Linked DNA regions of Homo sapiens: regions 2, 3 and 4 are each linked to region 1. The links are chromatin contacts, found by Hi-C or POLR2A ChIA-PET in ENCODE. All regions are on one chromosome and are shown on one strand. The core of a region is the stretch at or near the end of the contact, and the rest is flanking DNA. Distances in the headings are between cores, read along the strand shown.

Region 1 (5,983 bases), core at 1,035-3,534:
CAATTTAAAGAGCATGTAATTAAATATAAAATAATTTGTGCCTTGAGAATTGGAGCTATTCTGAAGCAGTATGAAAGAGTGGTAGAGAATAGGAACTTTGAACCGTGTGGCCTCTAGCAGTCACTTAACCATTCCAAGAATCATTTTACTCCCTTGTAGAACAGGGCTAATAAGTAGGTACCTTTTAGGTCTATTATAAGGTCATATGTTATAAGATACTTAGCATAATATTGTACATATAGTAAGTACCTGATATGGCTTGGCTCTGTCTCCACCCAAATCTCAACTTGAATTGTATCTCCCAGAATTTCCATGTGTTGTGGGAGGGACCTGGGGGAGGTAATTGAATCACGGGGACCGGTCTTTCCCGTGTTATTCTCGAGACAGTGAATAAGTCTCACGAGATCTGATGGGTTTATCAGGGGTTTCCACTTTTGCTTCTTCCTCATTTTCTCTTGCTGCTGCCATGTAAGAAGTGCCTTTCACCTCCCAATATGATTCTGAGGCCTCCCAGGCCATGTGGAACTGCAGGTCCAATTAAACCTCTTTTTCTTCCCAGTCTCGGGTGTGTCTTTATCAGCAGCATGAAAACAGACTAATACAGTACTCAATAAATATTAGCTATTTTCATTACTAGTATTTTGATATTTTTCTCTGAATATATTTTGTTCTTAAAATGTTTTCTGTTCTTGATTTAATTTTTAAAACTTTTTGAATTGAAGTATAACATATATATTTAAAAATGCAGAAATCAAAGTGTATTACTTAATATTTAAAACAAATCAAACATATCCATGTAACGACCTAGGTCAAGAAATAGAATATTACCAGCATCTCAAGAATCTCCCATACAGACACATACAAGCACCCTACCAATGAAAAGTATCCATTATATATAATTCTCCTCAAAGGTATCCTTATTTCTAACACCATAGATTATTTTTCTGTTTTTGAAATTTTTATAAATAGAAGTATACAATATATAATATGTAATTTTTTTTGGTCTGGAATCCATTGCCTGAAATCGTATTTTTAAGAGTCAAGTGTGTTGGTGTGACATGTTTGGCTCTGTGTACCCACCCAAATCTCATCTCAAACTGTAATCCCCATGTGTCGAGGGAGGGACCTTTAATCTCCACATGTCGAGGCAGGGAGGTGATTGGATCAATGGGGGTGGTTTTCCCCATTCTGTTCTCGTGATAGTGAATAAGTTCTCATGAGATCTGACGGTTTTATAAGTGTTTGGAAGTTTCTCCCTCACTCTTTTTTCTCTCCTGATGCCTTGTGAAGAAGGTGCCTGCTTCCTCTTCACCTCCCACCATGATTGTAAGTTTCCTGAGTCCTCCCCAGCCATGTGGAGCTGTGAGTCAATTAAACCTCTTTCCTTTATAATTTTCCCAGTCTTGGGTGTTTCTTTAAAGCACAGTGAAAATGAACTAATACAGTGCATGCAGCTACAGATTTTTCATATTAATGTATAGTATCCAATTGTGTGATTAGAACACAATTTATTTATTCATGCTAATATTGATGGATTGTTTCCAATTTCATGATATATCATCAAAATATAATCACATTATTGGTCTTTTTAAGAACCAACTTTTGGATTTGTTAATATACTACTGGCTTTATGCTAGCTAATTAAGATCTGCTTTTATCTTTATTAACTCATTTGTCCTTCTTCCTGGCAGTTTTCTTTCCTAAGTTTAAGTTGAACACTTAGTTTATTTAGCTTAATTTGGTGAAGATGCGTTTGCTTGTCCCAGATTTTTCATGAGATGAGATTTTTCATGAGATGAAGTCTCTTTTTCATGAGATGAAGTCTAAATGCGTTAGGAGGCAAAACTTGGGTGTATTTTTCTGAACACAATTAAATCGCTTTTAAATGTTAGTTTATGATGTTGTGAGTTTTTGTTTTTTTCTTTGCACTTATTTTAGTGGGAAGTTGCACTAGGCTCCATAATTGCTGTCAACCAAATCCTGTATGAAGCTGGAAGTCTGTACTATGGAAAATCTGCTAATTGTATCCATGCTCCCATCCATCCATCCATCCATCTACCCATATATCCATAATTTTATGTGAAATACACCACGAGGTGCTAGAAACATTTAGGTGAACAGATAGAAAGGTTTTCTTAAGGAAGGACAAGAGGGAGCTGCAATTAAACAGGGACTGACAGGATCAATTTGCATTTTAGAAAGGCAATTCTGATGGCAATATGGAGAACAAACTGTAATTCAGCAAATTGGAATGTAGGAGCAGCTCTTCAGAAGAATGGATGACCTTCAGGTGCTCACTGTTCATGAGGAGCTGGTGAGGTGTGGCAGTGGTGCCAGGAGGGAACATTTTTTATTATATAAAGTCTTCATGATGCAACAGATCTATTTTTTTTGGCACACGAATAAGAAACTATGCCCTTAAAGAAGATAAAGTCTCCAATTGTTTCTTTTTAAAAGTTTCTTATCCTAATGTCTAATAGGAATCATTAGAAATTAATATTTTTCTAACTAGAGGCAAGTGATAATGTCTCAAAATTTCCACAGCTGTTTCAAACGAAATCTTAGCATTAATCTATTTCTTTTTCTGTGACATTTTAAATACTAATGTAGCATTCATAACACCTTTCCAGAATCCAAATTATATTTTATAGGAAGTAAAAATGTCTTTGAGCCAGGCTATTCATCCAAAGCATTAAGAGTTTCAGCTAGATAATTAGAGACTGGTTAAAAAAAAATGTGAATATGAAGTAGCAGAGCTAATTCTAATGAACCACCTAGGACGATTAATCTTATAAGTTTAATGTTCTGTCACTTAATATTTAAAAAAAATTTTGGAAATAAAAGACACCATCACATGATGACTAATCGAAGCTGGAGCATTTGAAAGTGATTTGAGAGGGAAAGTGAGAGGTACCTCCTGGTGAATATACTAGCTTAAGGAGCAATGTGGTATTTGGGTTTCTGAACCTGCAGGTTCTACAGCCTTGTGCTTATACCGTGACTCGTGAAGGAAAGGAGGCTGACACAGGTAAAGAAAATACCAGAAGTGTCATAAAAGAGGATTTGGTAATTCAGCAAAGCTCTGAGTCAGTAACTACCACAGGTCTGGCATGGCAATTGCAGGCCATGGATTATTAAAACGGCCTTGTTTGAAATGAAATTTAAAAATGGAGGTCTTAGCCCTGGATCTCCTTTTTGTAAATAGCATTTTTAGAGAACTGACCACAATGCTTGAAAAAGGTTACAATTCATCAACCTAAGCCACCCATTTATGGTTTGGTGTTGATGCTTTTCTCTACTCACTCTCTAAGGTTAGTTAAGATGTTGTTAGATTGTTTTCTCACCTTGATTTAGAAGAGAATGATGGTCCCTGGCTGGACAGGCACAAGGATATCTCTCTAGGGTGGTGAGGGGTGAGGAATGAGGGCAGATTGGGGATGAGGGAAGTGGAGGGAGAGATGGGAGGAGGAAAATAGCATGTGGAATTAAACACATCCAAAGTTTTTGGTGTTCCTTAGATGACATTTATCAAAACAAATAAATCGTTAAATGGTATTTAGTTGAGCAAGTACAGTAACTGAAAAAAGTAAATGAAGTATGAGTCTACTATATAATCAGAGTTTTAAATTCTTATTTTACTTTTTCTTCAATATGTAGTCTTAAGAATTATATGAGAGATGAATTCTTTATAAAGAATGAATAAATTCCGGAATCAAGATAAAAGCATTGTAAAGTTATAGTTGAAAGCAAAGGGTGAATATTGGAATTTTCAAAAAAATTTCTAATGCTCCAGCAAGGGGTTTTTAATTTATTTTTTAAACCACTGAATACCAATAGCTTCCAGGAGAGGGGGATAGAGAGTCAATTGATTTGACTGAGGCTCTATTAGAAAATCCAGTTTTAAAAGTTAAACCAGCCTGGCGCCGTGGCGCATGCCTGTAATCCCAGCACTTTGGGAGGCCGAGGTGGGCGGATCGCTTGAGCCCAGGGGTTTGAGACCAGCCTGGGCAACATGGCACTACTCCATCTCTACAAAAATACAAAAAAGTGGCCAGGCGTAGTGGCGCACGCCTGTGGTCTCAGAAACTCCGGAGGCTGAGGTGGGAGGATCACATAAACTCGGAAAGTCAGGGCTGCAGTGAGCTGAGATGCCGTCACTGCACTCCAGTCCAGGCACAGAGTGAGACCCTCTCTCAAAAGAAAAAAAAAAAAAAGAAAGAAAGAAATTCTAGTCTCTCAGGGCAATATTTCAGAACAGCCCTCCTTGTATATTTGCCATACCTAGTTCTTTCTTAATTTCTTGACTTAATGGCTTTGGTAGGCATGTTTGTATAATTAATACTCTAACCCACTGAAATACATCATGATCGACTATCATTCCAGAACACTAAACAATATTAAATGTAAGGATGGTGCATGTAGCTTCACATGCACAGCTCAGTGAACACTGCTTCAATCATTCCTCCAAGCTTTTCATTATTTCAACCCGGAGTCTACATTCATCTAAGTCACTACATGCCTCTATTCAAAATCCATATTTAGTTCACAAAGTAAATATCTGTATAAGTATGAGCAATTTCAAAACCACACAAATGCCACTGTTTTATTCATTACAAGTCTTCATGAAATATTGCCCTCAGCAGAAATGAATGAATGTCTTTACCTGAAAAGGAATCAGGAAAAGGAATAGTTTCAGCATTGCCAAAAATGAGATAGAAACTTGTCTTATGACAGATAATCCTTAGATTATGAGATAAACTGCCTTCTTCATAATACTCCTGACACTTGTGACACCTTTGACTTTTTAATGTAGTTCTAATACAAAATGATATCTTAGAAGGGTGTTTCTGAAATTTAATTGTTGGTAAGAGTCAACTAGTGGAAATAACCAGTGCAAGCTCTTCGGCCACATCCTAACTAACTGAAGATGGGATCATAATAGCTGTAGTATGAACTCTGCCCACTCCTAAACTCTAGTCACGCCTGGGCGTGCCTGCCAAGCTTTGTAATGGCTTGCAGAAGCCTGTTTCTAGGAGGCTGAGGAGGTTCCTGGGAGAGAGGCAAAGAAGATAGATCCAGTCACAAATGGTAGATTGGTCTGAATAAGGACTAACTTTTTGATTTAAGATGAGAAACTAGAAGAAGGTACAATGAGTGGGCTTTTACACAGAAAGCATTGAGTGAGAGGGTACAAGCGAAAACCAAGCAAATTAGATGATGTCGCCTCTAGCGACTCAGCAAGAGCAACAGTAGCTGCCCAGTCCTGATACTTCCATCTGTCCTGGAAAATAGCCATTGGGTCCCCTCTGTTCAGGAGCCAGGCATTTGTAGGCTGGGCCACCCTGGCCCGAGGAACCTGCCAGGACTTGAAATCTATAGAAACAAAAGGCAGTTGTTTTTATACATTAAACACAATATCCAAGTCAATAATTGCTGGTTTAAAGTCTAGTGCCCCAATCAGCTGTATATTTAAGGATATTCATACAACAAATTTAGGTGACAGTTTGGTGACCCAAAGAAAGGTTTTGTTACCACATTCCAAAGGGGCCTTTTTCCAGAGGCTCTATTGAGACCAAAGGGAGAGGCAGTTTTTGTGATCTCACTGAGTGTATTGCTGCGATTTATCTCCAAGCCCAGCCCCCACAACATGAATACTTCAATACTGTTGTGAGGAGAGAACAAAGTAAAGACTGGAAGGGCTATTTCTCTAAATTTAAGACATTAGTGCAGTGGCAGCTTGGCCTGAATAGTTCTTTAACAGATTATGACCCCAAAGGAGGCAAGGCGATTACCCACCTCTTTTCCAAGAAAACACTGTAAAGTGCAGCTATCTCCTCTCTGGTGGGAGAGAGAAGTACCCATGGAGCATGGTGTTGGCTGGAAGATGCACTGGTAGAAAAGACAGGAGAGAGTGGCAGTAGCAGACACCAGGAGTGGATTTGTTACTAAGTATAGGTGAGCCATCTACTGGAGGATCCCCAGA
Region 2 (5,983 bases), core at 1,387-3,886, 740 kb after region 1:
TGCTGATTTTAATGTATCTAGCCACTTTATTCTGACCTCTTAATTAATGTTTTAGGTTTTCTCATTGTAAAATAAGATAATCTGTAAACAATAATTTAGTCTTTTCCCTTTTGTTAATATTAATATGTAAACTGCTGACAAACCACAACTCATGTAGGATTAGAAACACAAACTAACAAGCACTCAGAGCACACATCCAGTTGGTGTGGCTGACCAAGGATCCTTTCTACTCAGAGGTATTTGATCAGTGTGGCTGAGGCAGCTCTAGTTTGGACCAGAGACCACTGGCAGATGGCTCATTTAGAGTTAATTCTCATTATAAAAATTTTTCTGAAATCATCTGAATCCATGGAAAGATCTATCTTCAAATCTAGACAGTAACAACTCTTGCCTACATATTCAGCAGATGGTTAATTCTTATGACAGTAGCACTCCACAATCACTAAGCTCTATGGGATGCTAAGTTTATTTCCTGTAAAATCAAAGTGAAACAAGCTCTATTTGGCTGAAAATGGTTGTAATAAGATCCAACAAAATAAGGTTGCCTTTGTTTCTTCTGGGGTTTCTTTTTAGAGCTAAATTGGAGAGCTCCATAAACTTTAAGATGTAATGAACTGACTCATTTATTTCACTCTGCTTTCCATCTCTGACAGGTGCATACACACACACGCACACATACACACTCCACCACCACCACCACCACTATTGCCATCCCACTGCCACACCAGCTTCCCTACACTATAGACCACACGGTCCTTGTATGGGAATTAGGTTTACACTATGTAAATGTTCCCAAGGATCTACTATGAAGCTCTGGCAATGCTCTATTTAGCCTAGGAAATTTGCTGCGATGCCAGACTAAGAGATGGAGTTTTCTGTGGAAGATAAAAGCTGCTTCCTTTATTTGAAGAAAATTAAAGTTTATTCCACAGATCAGTGGTTAACTCTCCAGGGCAAGCCCTTTTCTTCCTCCAAACTTCAACACATATTTCTACAAGTCAGGGAAATATGAATCTTCTTCCTTGGACCAGCTAAATGGATATCCTGTGGCAAGTTATTTGGAAACAATAAAACAGGCAATCACCTGCTTAAGTGGCACAATCAGAAAGGCCAAGAGAGACTTCCGACCTTTCCCGAACACCTTAATAATTGAAACTTACATTGATACCATTCTGTTTGCAAAAAGACAGAAATTCCCTATTTTCAAGGTTCTTATGTGGTTCTGAACCATTCCTTTGAGGAACTGGTGTCAACTACTGTCACATTATATTAAAGACCTGACAAAAAAGAGACATGGGATTGATGTTTTTAACTGAGCAGAAGTTGAAAGCTACTGGGGCAGTACCTAGGGGACTTTAGGCACTGAGGGGCTAAAAATTAGATATATTGTGGTGCAGAGAGATGAAGGAAGGAAGGGAATCAAAGAAAGAAGAAGCAATGACAACCAAAGGCAAATTTTGCCTTTTTCTAGCTCCTAATCTTTATTGTAGCAGTTATCTCTTATTAAGCACTATGTACCAGGTGTGCAAAGGTCTTTGCATGTGTTTGCTCATTACACCTTTACATTTCTGTTTACAAGGAGCAGAGGGGTTTAGGGCCCTGGCTCCAGAGGTTTCTCCCTAGTAGGGGATGAGATCATCCCATGCCATGTGAGCTTGTCAGGAACTTGGCATAGACCCTGAGGTTCTACTCAGGGCCTGAGGTTCTCAAGAATGAACATTCCTGGACATTCAGTAAAGAGTTGTTAATATCCCTGCCTGGATCCCTTTCTTTCTATTTTGAGAACATTAAGAGAGGGAAGGCTACTGACACTTGGAATGAATAGTCATGGGAAAGAAAACAGTCTTCAGGAACAATTTCAGGAAGGTGTGAGAAGATGAAGTGAGGACCAGAGAATGTGTTCCTGGGTGGTGGTGACCAAAAACCACCAGGATGGACTTGAGGGTCCCTAGAAATCAACTGGGGAGGGAAATCCTAGGAGAAAGATTGGTCTTCTTGTCAACCTAGAGGGTTTTTTTTTTCCACTTACTATGGTTTCAACACTAAAATAAATATGAACTTATTCCACACCTCAAACTGGTGATTTGAAATATATTTATTGGAAATATTAAAAATCTATATTTTTACTTTAGGGCAGATAATTGTGTTTTACCTCAATGTTCTAGTTTGTATTTAGCTTAAAGGACATCCTTGAAATATCTGTTTTTTATAAGAGCTTCAGAGTTAAAAGGGGAAAGGAAGATTGTTTAGGTTGAGAGGGTTCTGTTTGGGTTTGCTTTGCTGTTGTCGGGGGCGCTGGGGTGATTAGCATCATGCAGGGCATGTGATTCTGACACCCTCTTCTGTGGTGGGGGTGAGAAGGCACCGGTGCCACTAGTCCCTGACCTGTCCCTCAGACAAGTTACAAATGAAGACTGAGGGGGTGGAGTAGCTATGGAAACCAGGAGGGAAGGATTTTTTTTTTTAATGCAAATGAATTAGAACAAAATGACTGGCATCCCTTTTTCTTTTTCCATCTGTGACAAAAGTTCTGTGTCCTGGTTTCTACCTTCACTTGGAGTAAATTATGGGGGAAAGAACATCATGAAGACCTGCTATTGTCAGAGTGTCATTTCCTCTTTCTATCTTTCTGTGGATTAATTTTAAATCCATTTGATAGAATTAATCATATAAGCCAGTCTCATTTCCCTGCAAATGTCTGCCTTCGTGCAGGTGATTCTGTAGAAAGGAGTTTCTCCAATAAAGCAGAGCTTCTCTTTCAACTCCATGGACATCAGAGAGAGTCCCTTTCAAAAAAGGAGGCTCAGGTCTGGAGAGACAAAGGCCTCTACTTTCGAAAAGGCCTCTTGGATCAAGCCCAGGTATGAGTCGTCAGTACCACGTTTGTCTCTGTGTCACAGCATTTGAGATTTTCATGAGGCTACCTGACCTCAATCTGTTTCCTTTTATATATTAACTCTTTAGGTCCCAATGGGACATACCCATTTTATGAGTTACTGACATTTATAACTTACCTCATTTTAGCATAAACTTTCTGCCTTTTGTTCTTTTGTGGACAACATATTAGCTCTTGGATTCTGAGTTTTTAAATGGTATAATTTTTGTTTGGCTCCAGGCAACAGTAGTTCTACTTTGTGTCTGAGCCTCCCGTCATCATCTGTCACTCTGTGCCCACTTGTTCTATTAAAGTATCATCAGGAAGGCACACAATTGATCCAGGGTAAAAAATTCTGCTCCAACAGTGAATGAATCATTCAATGTTGTGTGTCCACTGGGAGAAAAAAAAACTCCACGCAGCATATTCATTTTCACAATTTTTATGTACTACCATGAAGTACATAAAAATTACTGTAGGAATTTTATTTTATTTTATTTATTTTTTTTGAGATGGAGTCTCGCTCTTTAGCCCAGGCCGGACTGCAGTGGCGCTATCTCGGCTCACTGCAAGCTCCGCCTCCCGGGTTCACGCCATTCTCCTGCCTCAGCCTCCTGAGTAGCTGGAACTACAGGCACCCGCCACCGCGCCTGGCTAATTTTTTTTGTATTTTTAGTAGAGACGGGGTTTCACCGTCTTAGCCAAGATGGTCTCGATCTCCTGACCTCGTGATCCGCCCGCCTCGGCCTCCCAAAGTGCTGGGATTACAGGCGTGAGCCACCGAGCCCGGCCTATTGTAGGAATTATTACACTCACTTTGTTTCACTCTGCTCTACCTTCTAAATCTGAACATGTCCTGTTCTATTGATACTTTCTCCTGTCAATAGTCATGCTAGTGATGGAAGAACCTTGGCCAATATGATTAGAGTCTGAAAGATTCTCCTGGGTGATGTAAAACGAGCTCATAGGCAGAGGGGAGAACTTCCTTCTGTAACACACAGGCTGGCTTCTGACTCACCTACAAAAAAAGAAAAAAAGAGAGCTACTTGGTTCCACTGTCTCTTTGGATCTCATGAGTTGAAAGCTGAGGCTGTACTCCCCAACAAACATGAGTATTTCAGTTCTAAGTAGGTGACTGGAGAAAGATGAAATCCACTCAATTTGAAGAACATTTAAAAAATATGTTTTCATGCTTTGGAAAAGTTTCAGTGTGTCAGGTAAAATACTTGAAACTAAAAATTGTTGTAGATTTTGTACTATCGTTGGCCTGGAAGAGCAGTTCACATTTAATTAACGTTCTAAGGTAACACTGTGGCATAGTTATAGGACTGCAAGTAACAATTCACAAAATGAATTAATCATTGGATCCTGCTATGTTCTGAATGTTTGTGCTCCACAAAACTCATGTGTTGAAATCCGATGCCCCAAGGTGATGGTATTAGGAGGCGGGGCCTTTTAGAGGCAACCAGATCATGAGGGCAGAGCTAATGGCACTAATGGGATGAGTGTCCTTATAAAAGAGACCCCAGGCTGGGCACGGTGGCTCATGCCTGTAATCCCAGCACTTTGGGAGGCCAAGGCAGGTGGATCACGAGGTCAGGAGTTCGAGACCAGGGTGGCCAACATAGTGAAACCCTGTCTCTACTAAAAATACAAAAAATTAGCCGGACGTGGTGGTGTGCACTTGTAATCCCAGCTACTGGGGAAGCTGAGGCAGGAGAATTGCTTGAACCTGGGCGGCGGAGGTTGCAGTGAGCCAAGATCATGCCATTGCACTCCCGCCAGGTCGACAGTGCGAGACTCCGTCTCAAAAAAAAATTAATAAATAAAAATAAAAAAATAAAAAGAGACCCCAGAGAGACCCTCGCCCCCTCTACCACGGGAGGACACAGCAAGAAGATGCCATCTATACGCCAGAAAGTGGTCTCTCTCCAGACAGCAAATCTGTCTTGATCTTAGACTTGCCAGCCTTCAGAAATGTGAGAAAGAAATCTCTGTTGTTTATGAGCCACCCACTCAGTTTATAGATTTTGTTATGCAGTGTGAACAGGTTAAGACAGATCCCTCAATCTTTTATTCAAGAGCAACAGGGACAGTGGCCATGACTACAGATGGGAGTCAAATATATCTGGGCTTTATGCAAGCTTAAACATGCACTAGATAATTGACACTGGACGAGTTACCCCACTGTTCTTGTTCTCAACTTTATAATCCTGGGAACGAAGATGGTAATAATATCTATTTCGCTGGGGTATCATATACAATAGTGCCCGGTACACTGGGGTGTTACATAAATCAGTGCTCAACAGTGGCTGTTATTTTGCTCTAGGATATTACTGAAGCATATAAAGCCTTATCTTTCCGACAGACTCCAGGCAGTCAAATGCCCTCTGCAATGTTTCCTCAAATTCCTAGAGGATGTAATTTTCATGCCCCTGGTTTAGACAGAGGCTATCTTTCTTACACTCCTTAGAAGATAATATATTTCAAAATAAAGAAAGGTCTGAAAGATCTCATTGCTACTAAATACAGAATACTGCATTATCCATAATATTGAACTTAAATTTGCCTTTGTGCTTTTAAAATCTACTTTTAAAATTCTTATACTATATCCAATTGTTGACATTTCCAGGTCTCTATTTTGTGGAGTTAGGACAGCATTAAATACAAAATGAAGAAAATGAAGGACAGATCTCTAGTGCATATACCAGCTTTACAGTTTTCTAAATGCAGTGCCACAAAATGTGCCACTGATGTCACAAGAGCTTGTAAGCCAGCTGGGGACCCAGACACATCAGAGGTGACATCTCAAGGCAGGGGGAGGGTACCAGAGGCAGCCATGGCAGAGCATGGGAAGAATCCCTTGGGGAGCCATGTCCAGTCTTGCAGATGCTAATTAATCTTGTCATCATGTTGTGCCATTCCTCCTCCTTGGTAGCTCTGTCGGAGCATTCTGAACAATCACAGTAAGAGAAATGCAATGACAGCCATGCTTCATCTCCAGCTGTTTCCTGAGAAGATGACAGGTATTCATGAAGCATTCCTCACAGTCCTGATGAGACTGAGGAGCAGAGTCCACTCCTCAAAAGATCCTGGAGTGTTGACATG
Region 3 (5,983 bases), core at 1,579-4,078, 720 kb after region 1:
CTCCAGTCTGGGCTACAGAGTGAGACTCTGTCTCAAAAAAAAACACAAAGACCTGAAGAGTCATCCTTGATTTTTCTCTCTACACTTGTAATAACTCCTTCAGTGAGTGCTGTCAGTGTACCTCCAAATACAGTCGAAATGACCCCGGGGAGTGGGGGTGGGAATTCTATATCAGGAGTATCAAAGTGTGGAACTTAGTAAAGTCCAAATCTGGTAGGCCTCACTCTAGTCTTTCTTCTTAATTTTTTTTAAATCAATACATTGTAACTGTACATAGTTATGGGATACAATTTGATATTTCCATACATCTATGTTGTATAATGATCAAATTGGCATTTAGCATATCCATTACCTTGTGAATTTATCCTTTCTTAGTGGTAAGGACATCCAAAAGTGTCTCTTCTAGCTATTTTGTAATATACAATAATTTACTCTTAACCATAGTCATCTGAATGTGCAACAGAACTTATCCCTCCTCTCTAATTGTAACTTTGTGCGAGTTAACCAACTTCTTCCTATCCTCCCTGCTCCAGTCTTTCTCACCACCCTGGTGGCACTGCTGCAGGGCCAAGGTCATTGCCTGTCTGGACCCCATGTCTAGCAGTCTTCTGAATTAAATGCCTATCCTCCCTTGCCCTTGGTCCACAACTTTATCTTCACAAATATACTATTGAGCAAAAGAGTCCAGACACAAAAGAGGACATATTATATGACTCTATTCATGTAAATTTCAAAAACAGGCAAAGCTACTACCATTGTCGGGTGGTGATGGTGATAATGGGGGGTGGGGAGCAATTGAAAGGAGTTTCAAGGAGTTCCAGTGGCTGGTCATGTTCTGTTTCTTGATCAGACAGTGAAACACAAATGTGTTCACTTCATGAAAATTCACAAGCTATACATTTATGAGTTGTGCTCATTTCTGATTGCATGTCATACTTCAATAAAAAATTTACTTAAAATTTGAAAAAAATTAAGTAATTATTTCAGGCTGAAAATGTTTGTAAACCATTAAGAACATCAAAGTGTCTGCATTTTGAAAATATGTGATTTTATTCTTGGTGCCCATGGAGATTCAAAATGTACCTCTTTTAACAACAAATGAATTTTTCTCCTATAGTACAAAATCACTCTTTTTTTTTTTTAAAAGAAGTCTCGCTCTTGTCTCCCAGGCTGGAGTGCAATGATGCCATCTCAGCTCACTGCAACCTCTGCCTCCCGGGTTCAAGCAATTCTCCTGCCTCAGTCTCTTGAGTAGCTGGGATTGCAGCTGCCTGCCACCATGCCTGGCTAATTGTTTTTTTAGTAGAGATGGGGTTTCACCACATTGGCCAGGCTGGTCTCAAACTCCTGACCTCAGATGATTCACCTGTCTCGGCCTCCCAAAGTGCTGGGATTACAGGCATGAGCCACTGCTCCCAGCCCAATGACTCGTTTTTAATTCAACTAAAATAAAACTAGGAATCAATCACTGTTGAGTAATGGGGATTTGTAAAAACATCTGAAATATGAAAAATGTTACCAAAACTTGGGTAGAGACTGGGGTAGCTGTCAGGACACTTGTGACAGAAGCCAGCACTTGGCCTAGCCTTTCAGAATTACTGTGGGACTTTCACTGAATCAGACTTCCCTTCTTTCTTAAAAGACCCATATGGGGCAACTGTATCTCACCATACATCTTCTTCTCTCTTTTTTTTTCTAGCTAAAATGGAAAGGATGGAACCCGAGATATCTTTGTCTTTGTCTTCCTTGTCTTCCTTGTTGACATTCTTTGTCTTCCTTGTTGACAGCTCCTGCAGGCATCCCCAAACTGATTTGCTGAAGGTGAGAATCTGCCCCCTGAATCACAAAGGGTGGCTGTGCTGCTCACTTAGTCTGTTTTGTGTTGCTGTAACAGGATATCTGAGACCCAGTAATTTACAAAGAAAAGGGGTTCATTTAGCTCATGGTTCTGCAGGCTGGGAAGTACAAGAAGCATAGCATTAGCATCTGCTCTGGTGAGAGCCACATGGTAGGTCCAAACATGGTAGAGAAGGTCAAAGGGGAATTATGAAAAGTCAGAGCCCAATGGCATCTTGGCTTTACCACAACCTATTCTCAAGGGAAGAAATCCATTCTCAGCAATGAACCTAGTCTGGCCAGACAAAGAATTTACTAACTAACAAAAGGGTACCAAGCCATGCATGAGGGCTCTGCCTCCATGACCAAGTACTTCCCACAGGCTTACTTCCCAACCCCGCAAGACAAGGACCAAATTTCAACATGAGTTTTGCTGGGAACAAACAAATCCTACCCAAACCATAGCAGCTGCCAATGACAAAATGAAACCAAGTTTCATAGGGCCCTCTCTGCTCCACATGTAGGCAACTCTGCAGGCATTTGGAGCACCTGTTAGCATGGACTAGAAGTCTAATTGGCCCTTTCTTCCTGTGCAGAGATCCTGGTGCAGGTGGCTCTCCCTGCTTCACCCCTAGGCATATCTTCAGGCATTTGGAGCACCTGCTCTCTTGGTTCAGCAGCCTGAGCCACCCCCACCCTTCCTGTGCATAGACTGTGGTACAGTAGGGCCCCCTCCACTGCAAGCAGATCTCCAGACATTCAAATCACCTTCTTGCTTGGTTCAGCAGCTGAAGTCACCCCACCCCTCCTGTACAGAGATCTTGGTGCAGGGGACTTTTTCTCTGCTTCATGGCCAGGGAGATCTTCAGGACCCTGGAGCACCACTCTCCTGGATTAGGAGTTTAGGCTGACACCCATCCCCATCCAGAGAACTTGGGGCTGAGGAGGTTTCCTAGCTCCATGCCTAGGCACACCTCTAGAAACTTGGTGGCAGCCCACTGGATTCTCCTTTGGCACTGGTGCTTATGCTTGCCATCAGGGGACGTGTAACTGGGCCTTCCAAGTTCGGCTCCACCCATCTTGCCCCACCCCTCCATTCCCTGGAGCTGAGAAGAGAGCTCAGACCACTGTGCATTCCATAAATGAGCCCATTGCCTGAGGCAACAAAGAGCTCCTCTCAGTAAACAAGGATCGGGTATATACCCAGCCATGTTGGCCACAACCAGCTCTTACACATAAGTGACATCTACTGGCTTGTCTGTTTAACTGCACAGCCCCGTGTAATATCTAGAGAGTGTAGGAAGAGGGGAAGGGAAAGAAAAAGAAGAAAAGGCAATAATTTTATAGGGAAAGAAATAAAAACAAAAATCCTACCCACACAAAAATAATTACAAAAATTAGAAGTGCCAGCACTTCCAGATGAGAAGGAATCAGAGCAAGAATTCTGGAACCATGAAAAATCTGAATGTGACAACATCAAAAGATCACAGTAGCTCTCCAGCAATGGTCCCTAACCCAGATGGAAACCCAGAAATTACAGATAAAGAATTCAAAGCATGAATTGCAAGGAAGCTCAATAAGATCCAAGACAAGGTTGAAAATCAACACAGGCCAGGTGCAGTGGCTCATGCCTGTAATCCCAAGACTTTGAGAGGCCAAGGCAGCAGGATCACTTGAGGTCAGGAGTTCAAGACCAGTCTGGCCAACATGGTGAAACCCTGTTTCTACTAAAAATACAAAAAATTAGCTGGGTGTGGTGGCGCACGTGTGTAGTCCCAGCTACTTGGGAGGCTGTGGCAGGAGAATCACTTGAGCTGGGAAGCGGAGGTACCAGTGAGCCAAGATCACACCACTGTACTCCAGCCTGGGTGACAAAGAAAGACTCCATCTAAAAAAAAAAAAAAAAAAATCAGCACAAGGAAACTTCTAAAGTAATCTGGGAAATGAAAGAAGAGATAAAACATCCTAAAAATAAATCAGTCAGAGCTTCTGGAATTGAAAAACTCACTTAGGGAATTTCAAAATACAACTGAAAGTTTTATCAATAGACTGCACCAAGCAGAAGAAAGAATTTCAGAGTTTGAAGACTGGTCTTTTGAACTAACCCACTTACACAAAAATTTTGTTAAAAAGAATTTTTTAAAGATAGTCTTTGAGAAATATAGAATTATGTCAAGTGACCAAACCTATGCATTGTTGGCATTCCTGAGAGACAAGAGAAAAAGTAAACAACCTGGAAAACATATTTGAGGAAATAATTCAAGAAAATTTTCCTAATCTTGCTAGAGAGGTAGACATCTGGATATAAGAAATCCAGAGAACATCTGTGACAAACTATTCAAAATGAACATAACAAAGAAATTAAGTCACTACACTGTCCAAGGTCAATATTAAAGAAAAAAAAATGTTAAAGGCAGCTAAAGACAGAGATCAGATCACATACAAAGGGAACCCTATCATGCTAACAGCAGACTTCTCAGTATAAACCTTACCAACCAAGATAGGCTGGTGGCCTATTTTCAGCATTCTAAAAGACAAGAAATTGTATTTCGCAGAGAAATACAAAAGACTCTCAGAGACTATTATGAACACCTCTGTGCACACAAACTAGAAAATTTAGAGGAAATGGATTAATTTCTGGAAACACACAAGGCCCCAAGATTGAATCAGGAAGAAGTTGAAACACTGGACAGATCAATGTGAAGTTCCAAAATTGAATCAGTCACAAAAAAAGCCCCAGACCAGATGGATTCACAGTTGGGTGAATTCTGCCAGATGTACAAAGAAGAGGTGGTACCAATTCTACTGAAACTATTCCAAGAAAACAAGGAGGAGGATGCCTCCCTAACTCATTCTGTGAAGCCGTCATCACCCTGATACCAAAACCTGGCAAAGACACAATGAAAAAAAGAAAACTACAGGCCAATGTCCCTGATGAACATAGACAAAAATAACTTTAACCAAATCCAACAAAACCAAATCTAACAGCACATCAAAAAACTAATTCACAATGATCAAGTAGGCTTCATTCGTGGGATGCAAGGTTGGTTCAGCTGTGCAAATCAATAAATGTGATTCACCATATAAACAGAATTAAAAACAAAAGCCGTATGATCATCTCAATAGACATGGAGAAAGCTTTTGATAAAAGCTAACATCCTTTAATCGTAAAAGCCCTTAACAAACTAGGCATTGAAGGAACATGCCTCAAAATAATAAGAGCCATCTATCACAAACCCACAGTCAATATCATACTGAATGGGAAAAAACTGGAAGCATTTCCCTTGAGAAAAAGAACATGACAAAGATGCCTACTCTCCTCACTGCTATTCAAAATAGCACCAGAAGTGCTAGCCAGAACAATCAGGTAAGATAAAAAAAAAAAAGACATCCAAATAGTAAAAGAAGAAGTCAAGCTATCTCTCTTTGCTGATGATATGATTCTACACCTAGAAAACCCTAAAGATTCTGCCAAAAGGGCTCTGGAACTTATAAACAACTTCAGTAAAGTTTCAGGATACAAAATCAATGTACAAAATTGGTAGCATTTCTATACACCAATAATATTCAAACTGAGAGACAAATTGAGAATGTAATTTCATTTACAGTAGCCAAAAAAAAAACCCTAAAATACCTAGGAATACATCTAACCAAAGAAGTGAAAGAGTTCTACAAGGAGAAGTACAAAATGCTACTAAAATAAATCATAGTTGACACAAACAAATGAGAAACATTTCTTACTCATTCCTTGCTCGTGGCTATTAAAGTAGCCACACTGCCCAAAGCAATCTACAGATTCAATGCTATTTCTATCAAACTACCAAGGTCATTACTCACAGAAGTAGAAAAAAGCTGTTCTAAAATTCATATGGAATCCCCAAAAAGCCTGACTGGCCAAAGCAAAGCAAAACTAATAAAGCCAGAGATATCATATTACCTGATTTCAAACTATACTACAAGGTTAGGCAACAGTAACTAAAACAGCATGGTATTGGTACAAAAACAGATGCATAAATCAATGAAAAAGATTAGGGAACTCAGAAATAAAGCCACCATCTACAGCCATCTGTTCTTTGACAAAGCTGACAAAAATAAGCAACGGGTAAAAGACTTCCTATTCAGTAAATGGTGCTTGGATAGCTGGCTA
Region 4 (5,983 bases), core at 1,614-4,113, 640 kb after region 1:
AGACTACAAATCAAAGACTGCAAAAAGAGACAAAGAAGGTCACTAAATAATAATAAAGGGGTGAATTCAGCAAGAAAATATAACAATTATAAATATCTATGCACGCAACACTAGGGCCCCTAAGTATATAAAGCAAACATTAATAGAGCTAAAGGAAAAGATGGATTGAAATACACTAATAGCAAGGGACTTTAACACTCTACTCTCAGGAAACCGACAGATTATCCTGACAGAAAATTAACAAAGAAACTTTGGAGTTGAACTACACAGCACAGTAGACCGGATAGGTATGACAATTACAGAACATTTCACTCAAATCCTGCAGAATACACATTCTTTTCATTAGTATATGGAACATTCTCCTGAATAGATTATATCTTAGGCCACAAAAAAGGTCTGAATACATTCAAAAAAGTAGAAATTACATCATGTATCAAATGGTTTTTTCTGACCACAGTGGAATAAACCTAGAGATCAATAACAAGAGGAACCTCTAAATCTTCCCAAACACATGGAAATTAAACAACATGCTCCTGAACCACCAATGGGTCAATGAAGAAATTAAGAAGAAAATTTTAAAATTTCTTGAAAAGAATAAAAATGGAAATACAATATACCAAAATCTATGGGATACAGCAAAAGCAGTAGTAAGAGGGAAATTTATAGCAATAAATGCCTATATCAAAAAGCAGAAAGAAATATAAAATTAAATATAAATAATTTTTATTCAAAAAAGTAGAAATACTTCAAATAAACATAAAGGAATTAGGAAAGCAAAAACAAAACAGACCCAAAATACACAGAAGGAAAGTAAAAAAGATCAGAGCAGAAATAAATGAACTTGAGACTAAAAAATACAGAATATCAAAGAAATAAAAAGTTGGTTTTTGGAAAAGATAAACAAAATCACAGTTTTAGTGGGTCAGGAATCAGGGCATGGCTTGACTGTGTCCTCCACTTCAGGGTCTCACAAGGATGCAATCAAGGTGTCAGCTGAGGTTAGACTGAGCAAGGATCCACTTCCAAGCTCAGGTAGTAGTTAACAAGATTCAGTAACTCATGGGATATTGGACTGAGGGCCTCAGTCTCTTGCTGGATATTGGTCTTGGACTGCCCTCTGCTCCTTGCCATGGGGCTTTCTCAACATGACCTTTGCTTTCTTAAAGTAAGCAAGAGGCCATGTGTGGTGGCTCATGCCTGTAATTCCAAAACTTTGGGAGGACAAAGTGAGAGGATCACTTGAGCCCAGGAGTTTGATACCAGCCTAAGTAACATAATGAGACTCTACAAAAAATAGAAAAAAATAGCCAGGGGCACACACCTGTGGTCCCAGCTACTTGGGAGGCTGAGGTGGAAGAATTGCTTGGGCCCAAGGGGTCAAGACTACAGTGAGCTGTGATCATGCCACTGCACTCCAGCCTGGACAAGAGATCAAGACCATCTCCCTCCCACTACCCAGAAAAGCTAGCAAGAGTGAGCATCTCCAAGCAAGATGGGGTACAATTTTATGTTGCACAATCGTATCCCATCAGCTTTGCCATATTCTACTGGTTAGAAGCAATTAACAAGTCTCACCCACACTCAAGGGGAGGGGATTTACACAAGACATGAATAGCATAAGGTGGGTGTATTAGTCTGTTCTTACACGGCTGTAAAGGATTGCCTAAGACTGGGAAATTTGTAAAGAAAAGATGTTTAATTGGCTCACAGTGCCACGGGCTGTACAAGAAGCAAGGCTGAAGAAGCTTCAGGAAACTTTCAATCATGGCAGAAGGTGAAGGGGAAACTGGCAAGTCTTACATGACAGGAGCAGGACAAAGAGAGAGCGGGGAGGTGCCACACAGTTTTAAACAACCAAATCTTGCAAGAAATCACTCACTATCATGAGAACAGCAAGGGGGTAATCCACCCCCACGATCCAATCACCTCCCACCTGGCCCCTTCTCCAACACTGAGGATTACAATTCAAGATGAGATTTGGGCAGGCCACAGACCCAAATCATACCAGTGGGCATCATGGGGGCCCTCTTAGACTCTGCTGCATGTTTCATTTCACGATTATTTAATATAATTTTTCATATAATAATTTGTCATATAAAGGAGGCAGATATTTAAAAATTGATCTGCTCAGGGTGTCAGATGCACTAGGTACACCACTGCCCTTTATCCTACTTAATTTTTGTCATAATACTTGCCTGATTTATTGTATATTTTCATTATTTTATATAACATTTAATATATTTATATATTTTATTAATATATAATGAACAATAAAAGTTTATTAATATATGTTCATATTTCATAGTCTATATTATTTAACATTTATTATATATTTTATGTGTTATTCACCTTGTATGTTTATTTGTTCATTGTCATCTCCGCCTTATAACCTCCTTAAGGGCAGGACTTTTTCTGGTGTGTTCACTATATTCAGCACCTAGAGCATTGGCTGGCACATTAGAAGAACTCAATAAATATTTGATGGCTAACTATGTGTAATGTTCAGAAGTGTTAATATAGGAGACTAGATTGTAAACTCCCCACGTATTTTAAAATCTCATAGATTTTTAAATTAGGTTTTATATGAACCACCCTCTAGCCTTTTAGTTTTCCCCTAGCTTTACCTCCTCATTTCTAAATTTGTTTGTATTTCTAACCCTGTACTTTGTCAATGTGATACTAAAATAGCTGAATATAAAGTGAGATTTTGGTAAATGACCCATGATTTTTTTTTTAGTAATACCAAATGACAGTCCATCATAGCCAGTCTGTCTTCTGGCAGCCCTGATTTCTGAACTTTGCACATATTGGAGATTATTTTGCTTCTTTCTACCTACAGAACATGTAGGGGCCTGGGGATGTGGCAAGAATCTCACACCTCTTGGAAAGAGGAAGTGAAATTGGCCTTTTGCAACTTCATTTTAATAAAGGGCCTGAGTTAAAGTCTAATCCCAGCCGGCTGAGCCAGTGATAATGTAAGAGTGTGTGTGTGTGTGTGTGTGTGACCATTTTCCTTGGAGAATCCTGCTTCTTAGACTATAATCCTAGATATTATAAATGAATAAATAAATAAAGAACCATGAAACTCTGGTTGGCAGCGCAGGTTAATGATCTGATTGTGGCAAGAGAGGACCTTGAGTCTTATCAATTTTGTATGTTTGTACTGGGGGAGCTTGTAGGGAGGATAGGGTTGCAGCAAGTACTTGTGGAATATTGATGGATATTCAAGGCAAATATAGACCCAGGAATTATGAAGTAAGCACTTACAGGAATCCAAAAGCCCATAAATTAATGGACATCTCCAAAGCATTGTAATACCTTGATAGTATAAGAATCGTGCTCTCTAATAACTTAAAACATGGCCTTATTTTTGAAATCAAAACCTTCAGCATAAACACATGTCCCTTTTGTGCTTACATACCTTATGGCTGCCATTAGCTACAGCTCTTTATACATGGGGCACTGTATATTATTATTAAAACCATCCAGCAAAAAATGATCTCCTGTTGCAACTTTGAATGTACTTAGTGAAATAACTTTCCAGACCTCATAGAGCATTTGGAAATATTTTCCTTATATACAGAACTCTAACTACTAAGTACCATTCTTTCCCAAGGTCTTCAGAGTTCTTTTTTCTTTTCTTTTCTTTCTTCCTTTTTTTTTTTCTTTTTTGAGACAAGGTCTTGCTGCATCACCCAGGCTGGAGGGCAGTGGCATGACCATGACTCACTGCAGCCTCAACCTCCCAGGCTCAAGCAATCCTCCTGCCTTAGGCCTCCCAAGTAGCTGGGACTACAGGCGCATGCCACCACGCCTGGCTAGCTTTTTAATTTTTTTGTAGAGATGGTGTCTCACTATGTTACCCAGGCGGACAGAGTTCTTATTTCTAGGAATAATAACATGAATATTTACTCATTCATTAAAAGAGAAAGGTTTTACGCTTAATACTTTCGTTGTTCTGTTTTTTCTTAAGGTCAGCACCAGAGCTACTTAATAAATAATTGTGCTGTCCTGAAACCACTTTGGGGTAACTCAGCAGAGAACCCAGGCTGCCAACCCAGGGCAATATGAGTACAGTTCCTTCAGGCTGGGAGGGATCCTGGGCTTGTGGCCACCCTAGGGGCTGCATATTGTTGACTCAGGGAGAGCCATGCCTGCCTAAGGGTAGAAAGGGAAAGCCTGTAGCAAGCAGGAAGAGTTGATAGGTACTAAGATGGAGAACATTCATAATATAAAACCATTGTAACCACTTTTAAGTGCACAATTCAGTGACATTAAGTACATTCAAAATGTATGCAACCATTACCACTATCCATTTCCGGGACTCTTCCATCATTCCAAACTCCGTGCTCATTATACAGTAACTTTCCATTCACCCTGTCCCTCAGTCCCCGGTAACCTCTATCAAACTTTCTATCTCTATGAACTTGTCTATTCTAGGTACCCCATATAAGTGGAACCATATATTTGTCCCTTCTTGCCTGGCTTATTTCACTTAGCATGATGTTTTCAAGGTTCATCCATGTTATAGCACATGTCTGACTATTCATCATTTTAAAAATTCATCATTTTTAAGGATGAATATTTACATGACATTTTGTTTATCCATTCATCTGTCAAAGAGCAGTGAGGTTGTTTCCCATCTTTTGCCTACGGTGAGTAATGCTGCTATCAACACTGATGTTCAAGTATCTATTAAAATCTCTGTTTTCATTCTTTTGGGTGTATACCTAGGCAGATGAGGGTTTTGTTTTTGTTTTTGACCATCAGAGTTCCAACTGGTGCTACTTTTCCTTTTAAATACATTCTAGGTCTATTTGAGTTTTTTGTTTGTTTGTTTGTTTTTGTTTTGTTTTGTTTTGGGGGACAGGGTCTTCTTGCTGTGTCACCCAGACTGGAGTGCAGTGACACAGTGACATGATCACTGCAGCCTCAACCTCCCAGGCTCAAGTAATCCTCCCAACTCAACCTCCTGAGTAGCTGGGACTACAGGCATGAGCCACCGTGCCCAGTTGAGTTTTTAAAAAATTTTTGTAGAGAAGTGGTCTCCCTGTGTTGCCCAGGCTTCTATTTGTTACATAGTCATAACATCTTCCTACACCTTTTTTTCTGTCCCAAATAAGAATTACAGTGTGTTCATCAACTGGAGAAACAACTTCCCTATCTGGGTTTTCACCCAGAACTGCTCAGGTCCTCACAGCATCTGACAACAGCCAGTAGTTGAGTGTCTCTGCTTTCAAGAATTTCAAGGGTCAGGACCTCAGCCTGGGATTGGACCCCAAAAGTAAAGTAAACCATACTGCAATTTTGTGCAAAAAACAAAGATTAAGAGGACACAGGAAAGGGACAATATGAAAAATAATTTATTTTATTTTTATGACAAAAAGGAGTAGAGAAAATTAACATAGATGAAACATTTTTCCTTAAGCTTGTTTTAGTTTTGTTGATAAGATAGTAAGCAACAATGGGAATGGGAATTGACAAAGCCCAATTCATCTCTCATCTGATCCTTAACTGTACTGATGAGAGCATGTGTCTGATCCTAGAGAGGGAAGAGAAGAGTTTCCAGGGAGGGAAGCTGAGACATCTCTTATATATAAAATGGTTGCCCTAAAGAGACATGCATGGCTAAACTCAGGTGACATGGTAGAGACTGAGTTGTCTACCTAATATGTATTCTATTTTTATTTATTAAGCCTGACTGTGTTTGGAATGGCAATATACCTGTGGAGGCTAAAGCAACTCTATCTTGGTTGCTAATCATGTTGACAAAGCAAGGATGTGTCTTATTTATTTTTGTGCTCTTCTCACCCATCCCAGAGAGGAGAAAGTGTGGAGCACATAGTAAATCTTCAGAACATGTTTGATGTTGGATTGAATAATCTGCTTTATTTTATCATCTAATAACTCCTTAGTTAGATTAGACGGATGGCTGGTGAAAAAGTGTTTGGACTGATACTGTATTTATCTGCTCAGAATAAAA

The links. Hi-C counts contacts between places; a loop is a spot of excess contacts on that map. ChIA-PET counts read pairs that join two places held with the same protein, here RNA polymerase II (POLR2A). Pooled maps may share reads with other maps.
Region 2: a loop to region 1 is called in a map of naive thymus-derived CD4-positive, alpha-beta T cell, with 4 times the contacts of the local background. The contact joins the promoter of LINC02156 here to the enhancer-like site in region 1. A Hi-C loop is called at or near these places in 1 of 168 maps with a recorded cell type or tissue (naive thymus-derived CD4-positive, alpha-beta T cell), 2 of 37 single-sample maps with no recorded cell type and 1 of 50 pooled maps. POLR2A ChIA-PET finds 5 or more read pairs at or near these places in 1 of 52 experiments (BJ).
Region 3: a loop to region 1 is called in a map of CD4-positive, alpha-beta memory T cell, with 8 times the contacts of the local background. The contact joins two enhancer-like sites. A Hi-C loop is called at or near these places in 1 of 168 maps with a recorded cell type or tissue (CD4-positive, alpha-beta memory T cell), 2 of 37 single-sample maps with no recorded cell type and 9 of 50 pooled maps. POLR2A ChIA-PET finds 5 or more read pairs at or near these places in 2 of 52 experiments (BJ and GM12878).
Region 4: a map with no recorded cell type shows a loop between it and region 1 (1.8-fold over the local background). The contact joins two enhancer-like sites. A Hi-C loop is called at or near these places in 3 of 37 single-sample maps with no recorded cell type and 2 of 50 pooled maps.

What each region holds. Positions count from the first base shown.
Region 1 is chr12:46,672,012-46,677,994 of GRCh38, forward strand. No RefSeq gene overlaps it. Among named protein-coding and RNA genes, the nearest start is that of SLC38A4, 150 kb to the right of the region's middle. Within about 2 kb of position 2,285, at least 3 of the 41 ENCODE cell types and tissues checked have a DNase peak (open chromatin) inside an H3K27ac peak, as active enhancers do.
Region 2 is chr12:47,412,372-47,418,354 of GRCh38, forward strand. It overlaps LINC02156 (long intergenic non-protein coding RNA 2156), which reads left to right and starts at 2,637. Exons shown (of 2, transcript NR_149087.1): 1 at 2,637-2,861.
Region 3 is chr12:47,394,788-47,400,770 of GRCh38, forward strand. No RefSeq gene overlaps it. Among named protein-coding and RNA genes, the nearest start is that of LINC02156, 17 kb to the right of the region's middle. RefSeq lists a silencer at 3,001-3,050. Within about 2 kb of position 2,829, at least 2 of the 41 ENCODE cell types and tissues checked have a DNase peak (open chromatin) inside an H3K27ac peak, as active enhancers do.
Region 4 is chr12:47,310,073-47,316,055 of GRCh38, forward strand. No RefSeq gene overlaps it. Among named protein-coding and RNA genes, the nearest start is that of LINC02416, 41 kb to the right of the region's middle. RefSeq lists an enhancer at 2,747-2,796. Within about 2 kb of position 2,864, at least 3 of the 41 ENCODE cell types and tissues checked have a DNase peak (open chromatin) inside an H3K27ac peak, as active enhancers do.